Regions from separate parts of the Homo sapiens genome. Here region 2 is linked to region 1. The links are chromatin loops, found by intact Hi-C in ENCODE. Cell type or tissue: endothelial cell of umbilical vein. All regions are shown on one strand.

Region 1 (4,000 bases):
GAAATTGTTCCTGTAGGCCGTAGAGAACTCTTTTAAAATGGATAATCAACAAATAACTACACCTTTACTTTTTTCTACAAGGTAATACATGCTAATTATAGAAATGTTGGAAAATATAGAAAAGAATAAATCCAAAAGGAATCATGAGTCAGCGTATCACCTAGAGAATGCAATGCCTTTGATGTATTTCCCTCCAGTAACTTTTGGTCACAGTCGTCGTAGTCATATGTTACACGTGCCTTATAACTTGTTTTAAAAATATCATTAATATGTTATGAGCATTTGTTCATGAAGCCATCTTTTGAAACCTGATTTTTAATGGACGCACAGTAATTCATCTTTATAGCCAGCCCTTCATGTCTGTGGGTTCTGCATCTGAGAATTAAACTAAACTTGGATCAAAAGTATTTGAAAAAGTAAAAATAACAATACAACAATAAAAATAATATAAATTTAAAAATATAGTATAGCAATTATTTTCATAGCATTTACATTGTATTAGATATTATAAGCAATCTAGAGATGGTTTAGAGTCTAGGGGAGGATGTTTGTAGGTTATATGCAAATACTATGCCATTTTATATTAGGGACTTGAGCATCCCAGATTTTGGTATCCTCAGGGATCCTGGAACAAATCTCTCTGTGAATACTGAGGGAAGACTGTAATGTACTTAATCAATTCTTTATTAATGGTTATCTGATTATTTTAAATTTTTCAGGGTATGTGAAGGCTCGATGGCATTCTTGTATATACATAGTTACATGTACCTCGGATTATTTCTTAATAAATTTATAGAAGCAGAATTACTAGGTCAAAGGTTCTGCAGATTTCAAAGGCCTTTAGTGCCCTAGGTCCTAGGGAATGACTGGAAGTTTCTGAGAAAGGTGATGTGGGAAGTGTCTTCTTTTCTTCTCGTTTTTGCTGATTACTTTTAACTTTTTTATGGAGGACAACCCCTGAGGCTTCTGCCTGGTCTGCCCTCCTCCCCTGAGAATGATCAGTGTCCATCCATAATCCCTGAGGAAGAGGGCCTCTCCCTTCATATTCCTACCACTTGTCTTCCTCTTTAGCCTTCTCTATCCCTGGCCACCACCTCTAGGGCCTGGGTGTGGGTCTGCACTTGGTGCTGGGGCTCAGGTCACAGAGCACTGAGGCTGGGGTGGCGACTGCCATCCTACTGAACAGAGGTCCCCAGCCCTGTGACCAGAACACCTCTCCTCCCATCCTGGGGTGTCCAATGTCTTCCCACAATTCCTGCTCATCCCTGGAGTTTATGTGTCCTTCAGGCATCTCTGGTTCCAATTTCCTGCTTCTCCAGAGCTCTCCAAATCTTCCTTCCCTCTGTCCCTTCCGTGTGATCCCTCAGCACCCACCCTACCTCCTCAGACAAGCTGCGTGTCTTGTCCCGGACAGTTTAACTGGTGAGTCAGGGATTTATATGAGGAGAGTTGTATTGCAGTATCATGCAGTGGATAAATTAAAATGAAATATTTCTGCCTTTAAAGTGCCCCCGCCCCACTGCTTCCTCCCATTTCCTACTTCCAGCCACTCACAGTGCTGCTCAGCTCAGCTCAGCTCCGCCCCTTGCCCCGGATGCAGTGTGGGCTCCCTGCTGCCCCTTTCTCATTCCACCTGCTCTACTTCTACTCCAACCAGCATTTTACACAGCCCTGGAGACAGCCTGGGGACTCCATCCAAGGGGCCCAGGCCTCAGTCAGGGGAGAAGGGAGCAGAAGCATTCAGGCCTGGCAGAAGCAGCCAGCTCCCCACAACACCTGCCCCTGTCCTGGAAGTTCTTCCACCGAAACTGCCTCCCTGCCCAGAACCTCAGGGCTCCCGGGAGCCGGCACAGAGGGCCCCTCAGCTGCAGCACTTTAAGGGCTGGCTCAGTGTGGCAGAAGGGAACTGCCTATCCTTTCTACCTGGCAGGGCAACCGAGGGGTCAAACAACATAATGGGTAAGGAAGTGCCTCATAAAACGCCATGCAAACATAAGGCATTGTTATACAATTGTTTTCATTGGGAAATGTAATTTAGTTCCAAACAACCACTTTCAGAGGAACTCTTGGAACATAATTATAGTGGACATCTGTTGTTTTTGGCCTGTCCAATGGCCCTTTCCCTTTCTTCTGGCAATAATACCGCCCACCCCCCTTCCTCTGGGGAAGTGCAACTCTTTAACTCCAGACTTGTGACCTTGCTGGGGCTGCCATGACGTGACTCCACTGCAGGGTCCCAGGGATGGACGTGTGACCCGGGCTTGGCCAATCACAGTAGCCCCACCCCCCACCTACACGATGATTGGTCCCTGCAACCCATGACCAGGGTTTGGTCAGCTGTCATTCTACCTTGAGATTTTGACATAGGGAGGCAATGAGAACGACCCTTTCCTTCTGGTGGAGGTTGCTGAGCAGGGGTGATATGAGCGTCTCAGTCTGTTCAGGCTGCTATAACAAAATGCCTGAGACTGGGAGGCTTAAAAACAACAGACGTTATTTCTCCCAGTTCTGCAGACTGGGAAGTTCAAGATCAAGGTGGCAGCAGATTTGGTATCTGGTGACCACCTGCTTTCTGGCTCACAGCTTGCTACAGTTTGGATGTCCCCTCCAAAACTCATGTTGAAACTTAATCCCTAATGTGGTAGTATTGAGAGGCAGGGCTTTTAAGAGGTAAGTGAAGGGCTCTGCTCTCATGAATGGGTTAAACCATTTATGCATGAATGGATTAATCCATTTGTGGATGAATGGATTAATGGGTTAGCATAGGAGGGGAACTGGTGGCTTTATGAGAATAGGAAGAGAGACCTGAGGAAGTGGGTTTGCACGCTTGGTCCCCTTGCCATGTGATAGCCCATACTGCCTTGAGATTCTTCAGAGTTCCCACCAGCAAGAAGATGCTCACCAGATGTGCCCCCTCCTCCTTGGACTTCTCAGACTCCATAACTGTAAGAAATACATTCTTTTTCTTTATAAATTGCCCAGTTCAGAAAACAGACTAAGACATAGGTGGTGACTTTTTGCTATGTCCTCACATGGTGGAAGGGGCAAGAGGGTCTCTCCTGGGCCTCATTTATGAGGACACTAATGCCATTCATGAAGGCTCCACTGCCAGGTCCTAATTACCTCCCTAAGTCCCCACTTCCTGATACCCTTACCTTGGGGATTAGGATTTTTACATAGGAATTTTGGGGGGACATAACATTCAGTCCATTGCATGGTCTTCAACAGTCTTGTCTTGTCTTGCCCTTGACCTGCCTTCCACTGCCATTTAGAGGAATCCTCTGCAGCAGGAAGAATAATGCAAACCTGGGGGCTGGCACTGGGAAGCAGAATCCAGAGGAGAGTGAGTCTCTCTCGGTCTATCTTGGGAGCCCCCCGTCCTAGCTGTCCCTGAGACAGGCACTGTCCTTGTGCTTCCCTGACTCCTTTCCTTCAGCCGCAGTGGACTTTTTGTCCCTTATATATGACAGAATCCTGACCTGTATGAATTAACCCACTCATGGGTTAGAGGTGCCTATTTATGAATATCCAAGTGCTTCATGTGTGAATATCTTACTTCTCCAAAATGATTTGAAATGTCTCTTGGGAATGACTCATCTTGATTTAGAATAGTCAGCTGACATAAGCCCAGGAGTTTGAGGCTGCAGTGAGCTACTACACTCCAGCCTGAGAGGAAAAAAAAATAACAGACAGTAAAGATATAGTTATATGATTAAACCAAACAGAATTAGTTATCTTTGCAAATAACCCCTTCATCTGCCTTAAATCAGAGCATGTTGAGGCATGGGAGTAATATGTAATAGATGCTATGTGTATATGAGATAGAAGATAAGCCAACGCATACATTTGTAATTAGATTAAGGAAAACTGAGAGTCCATTCACTTTTATCTTTACCTAGAGGCAATTCTGTTTGCTGTAAAGAATCAAGAGGCAAAGCCTGTAAGACTCAAGGGAAAAGACAAGGAAAATTGGAACTTCTTTTTCTGTTCTGGGATCTTG
Region 2 (4,000 bases), 60 kb after region 1:
TGGGCTGGCTAGCTTCTTAGACCTTGTTTTCATGGGTGGTGGGTATTGTAACATCTTTCTAGCTAACCACGTTGATCAGCATTCATTTCACCAGTGAAAATTTAGAAATTACTTCTATCATCTTGTATGATAATTCTGGAGCCCTGTGACTTAAATTTTGAAATCAAGTGGTTAGTGCTTTAAATGCTAACTAGCCACTCTCGGGATGTTGATTTAAGTCATCTTACAACTAGAAACAACCAAAATGCCCACCTTCGTGAGACTCCATAAGGAAAATTTGGTGCAATCACACAATGGAACAGTGTGCTACTGAAGTAAGCAAATAAGGAAGCTTTCCAGGAACTGGTGGAGAAACACCTGCCCCCACCCCAAGATATAGGGTTCAGGGAAAGATCAAGGTGCAGACATCTGAGGAAATAATTTGCATTCTATGGAGCTGGAGGGAAATAAGGGTTTGCATTTGTATTTGCATTTGTATTTGCTGGACAGATACGCAGGAAACTAGTAAGTTACCTCTGGGGATCAGGGTAGGAAAGAGGATTCGAAATAGGGCCAATAGGGGTAGGAGTAGAAACAAGACTTTTCACTGTAATACAGTTCATATTGTTTTGATGGTTTTACCATGTGAATGTATCACCTATTCTGAGCAAGTAAATGTATAAGCTAATTTCACACAGGTACATCATACTGTTTATACCAAAGCATTTTAAAGTAAATTGCAGCAAAGACAATAAGGCCATGGTGCTCAGCCCTGGCCTTTCTTTAAGGTAGCACTTGCCAAACCATGGGGCCGGAACTGGACATCACAGGATAAACTTACCTTGCTGGGAGACCTGGAAGGGAAACAGGCATAGATATATTCTGAGTAAAATATAGCTTTGCAGGAAAGCCTTCCTGGCTCCCTGTACACAACCAGCCGCTGACCTTCAGTTCTGTGGTGTGGGATGAGCTGTCATCAGGTGTTCTCGGATCCCAATGTTAGGTAAAGGTGGGTCCAATGGGGTTTTTAGACTTTCTACGGCAAATTTCATTTGGTGTCCAAACACCTCTGGGAAATAGGATTATCCCTTTTTGAGACAAGAAGGATCTCAAAGGGCACATAATTTGACGAAAGCAATTTGACTGAAGAACTCCCAGGTCCTCATTTTTATTCTGACACACCATCAGTGGCTAGGCTATGGGAAGAACTTGTTTATTTCTGCATTTAGTTATTTGAGACAAGAGCTATCATTGTTCTACTCTTGACTTTTTGTTTTTGTTTTTTATGTACTGCCAGTTTTCCTAAAGGATTTAAGGGAAGCTTTCACACATTAAAAAAGAAGGTCTGGGAAACACAACAGAGGAGCGAGAACTTGAAATGTGGCTCTACCCTCTCTCACAGCCGTGGCTCAAAGGCAGCCCCCGGGGGTTGCCCCGTCTTGCGGTCACTCTAGGCTTCGTGAGGGCACAGCACAGTGTGGGATGCAGGAGAAGGGCGGGCTGGCAGTGACCACATTTTTGTTTATAAGGAGAGATGGGAAAATTGCCCAGAAGTGGAGAGGTTCTTCCTTTTCCTTAGTAATTTGCAAAGAGAAACTCTGAGCCTTTTCGAGAGTGAGATGTTATCAGAAGGGAGGCGTCAGCGGACAATTGAGCATTGTTCTTTATCGGTGATTTCTCCGTCTGACTCACCTCCTCCCACATTCTCAGTCAACAGTAGTTGTCACCCTGTCAAAGTTGTGGCACCCCAGGACCACCTCTCAGTGCCATTTGCACTCTGATCTCAGTGGCTTCTATTTGTATTGACCTGATGCTCATCTAGGAACCATGATGTGGCATTTTCTTGTTTGATTCTCATCTTAACGGGAGGGAACATCAGAAAGGTGAAAGTGATGATGAGACCTAGCTCCGAGATGGAACCCTTGATTTACCCAGGATTCTGCAATTCTATTTTAAAAGAATACCAAAAGTTGCCTCACCTATATGAAATGTCATGTGTCAGGAAAGAGTGTTTCACAAAAGTTAGGCTACATGCGAAAATTCCAGCATTTTCTGTGCTTAGAACCCAGGTCAGGAAACACTGGTCAGGAGCTCTTCCTGCCCGGCCAGTGTCAGGAAGAGTCTCGGGGTTTGGTTCCATTTCCAGCTCCTTGCTGGCAGGGCCAGGTCTGATTTGCTGCTGTCCCCAATGCCAGGTACAGGCAGGTGTCTTCACAAGCATGCGACCTGTGCCGTGGTGGGCCGCACAAGCAGAAAACCCTGTGCTTGGTTTAATGCTCTGCTGTCACCAGCTTGGAATCCTGAATAATTTTATCTGTAAAATTTTTTTTTACTGTGGTAAAATGTATATAACATAAAATTTACCATTTTAATCATGTTTAAGTGTACAGTTCAGTGGCACCGAGGGACATTCACAATGTTCCACAGCCATCACTGCCATGCATCTCCAGAACTTTTTCATCACCCCAAACAGAAATGCTGTACTTATCAACCAAAAACTCCCCCATCCCCCCTTTCCCCGACCCCTGGTAACTTCTATTTTACCTCTATCTCTGCAACTTTGACTACTCTAGGAGCCTCATATAAGCAGAATCGTACAGTATTAGCCTTTGTGTCTGGCTCATTTCACTTAGCATAATGTCCTTAAGGTTCATCCATGGTGGTGCATGAATCAGAATTTATCATTCTTTTTTGTTTTTTGTTTGTTTGTTTTTTTGAGACGGAGTCTCGCTCTGTAGCCCAAGCTGGAGTGCAGTGGCACGACCTCAGCTCACTGCAAGCTCCGCCTCCCAGGTTCATGCCATTCTCCTGCCTCAGCCTCCTGAGTAGCTGGAACTACAGGCACCCACCACCAAGCCCGGCTAATTTTTTGTGTTTTTAGTAAAGACAGGGTTTCGGGTTTCGCTGTGCTAGCCAGGATGGTCTCAATCTCCTGACCTCGTGGTCCTCCCGCCTCGGCCTCCCAAAGTGCTGGGATTACAGGCGTGAGCCACCGCACCCAGCCTTATTCTTTTTTAATGCTGAATAGCATTCCATCATATGGATAGACTACAGTTAATCTATCCATTCATCTGTCAATAGACATTCAGGTTCCTTCCACCTTGTGGCTATTGTGAATAATGCTGCTATAAACATTGGTGTACAAGTTGCTATTTTTAATTATTTAAAAAAGATTATTTTAAAAATTAGTAGATAAAAACCATTAAAACCCAAGGCTGATGGGAAGAAAATGGCAAAAAAAAAAAAAAAAAAAAAAAAAAAAGGATATTGAATGGTAACATACAGGGAATATCTGTTTCTTCCTTATTCATTTATGTCAACCTTTTCATCCATAACCAGTTATCAGATACCTCATAGATTTAATAATAGCTTTAGGGGTGGAAGGAGAGGAATAAACACCCACTGAATATACCTAGTAAGAACATTTAAAAATAATTAAAGAACATTTAAAAATAATTTGAAAATATTTAAAAAGTATATCTTGGAGCAGGGGTAAGAGGGTTCATTCTACCTTCTCACTTAGCCCACCTTTCCTGGCTCAGTCTCCATCCCCAGGGGTTGGGAATTTGTGACCTGGTACAAGTTCCTGGGGGCCTGACGGGCTGAGTGCCCCCAGGAAGTTTCCAAGGGCCCTGGAAGGTTTATAGGCAAGACACCTTGGGGTCATTTCCTCCCCTCTACCATCTGGCCCCATTTGCTGTACTGAAGTGAATTCCAGTAAGATTAACACCCTTGATAAGGGAAGAGAGATGAAGAGGGAAGAGCTCTTTGACTTGGTCCTGGGAAATACACTTCTGTCTCTTGCCACCCTGGAGGGCCAGCAATAGCTGAGCTGCCAGGGAGTGGGGGTCGGGCTGTAAAGTGAGACTTCCTTCAGTCCCCCACCTCCACTTCCTTATATTAGGAATTTTAACAAAAGGAGGAACATGAAACCAGATAGTAATAATCTATCAGCCTTTCATGTTGTCCTGGGAAATCTGCTTGAGAAGCCACACACAGAGGGTGAGTCACAGGGGTCCAG

What was found. Peaks named below come from ENCODE experiments on the same cell type or tissue, not always from the same donor. Only the 100,000 strongest peaks of a DNase experiment are listed, where the experiment ranks them.
Region 2: a loop joins it to region 1, with 8 times the contacts of the local background. A loop is called at or near these places in 6 of 110 quality-filtered maps.

The regions. Positions count from the first base shown.
Region 1 is chr18:49,662,553-49,666,552 of GRCh38, forward strand. The region is part of intron 2 of LOC105372112 (a long non-coding RNA gene); the gene reads left to right. Among named protein-coding and RNA genes, the nearest start is that of LIPG, 100 kb to the left of the region's middle. RefSeq lists enhancers at 739-1,586, 1,587-2,432. In endothelial cell of umbilical vein, no CTCF peak of the experiment used is centred here; a DNase peak (open chromatin) is centred at 2,079; H3K27ac peaks cover 1,868 bases.
Region 2 is chr18:49,722,305-49,726,304 of GRCh38, forward strand. All of the region lies in intron 3 of LOC105372112 (a long non-coding RNA gene), which reads left to right. Among named protein-coding and RNA genes, the nearest start is that of ACAA2, 89 kb to the right of the region's middle. RefSeq lists enhancers at 1,026-2,225, 3,481-4,000. In endothelial cell of umbilical vein, no CTCF peak of the experiment used is centred here; a DNase peak (open chromatin) is centred at 1,517; H3K27ac peaks cover 3,400 bases.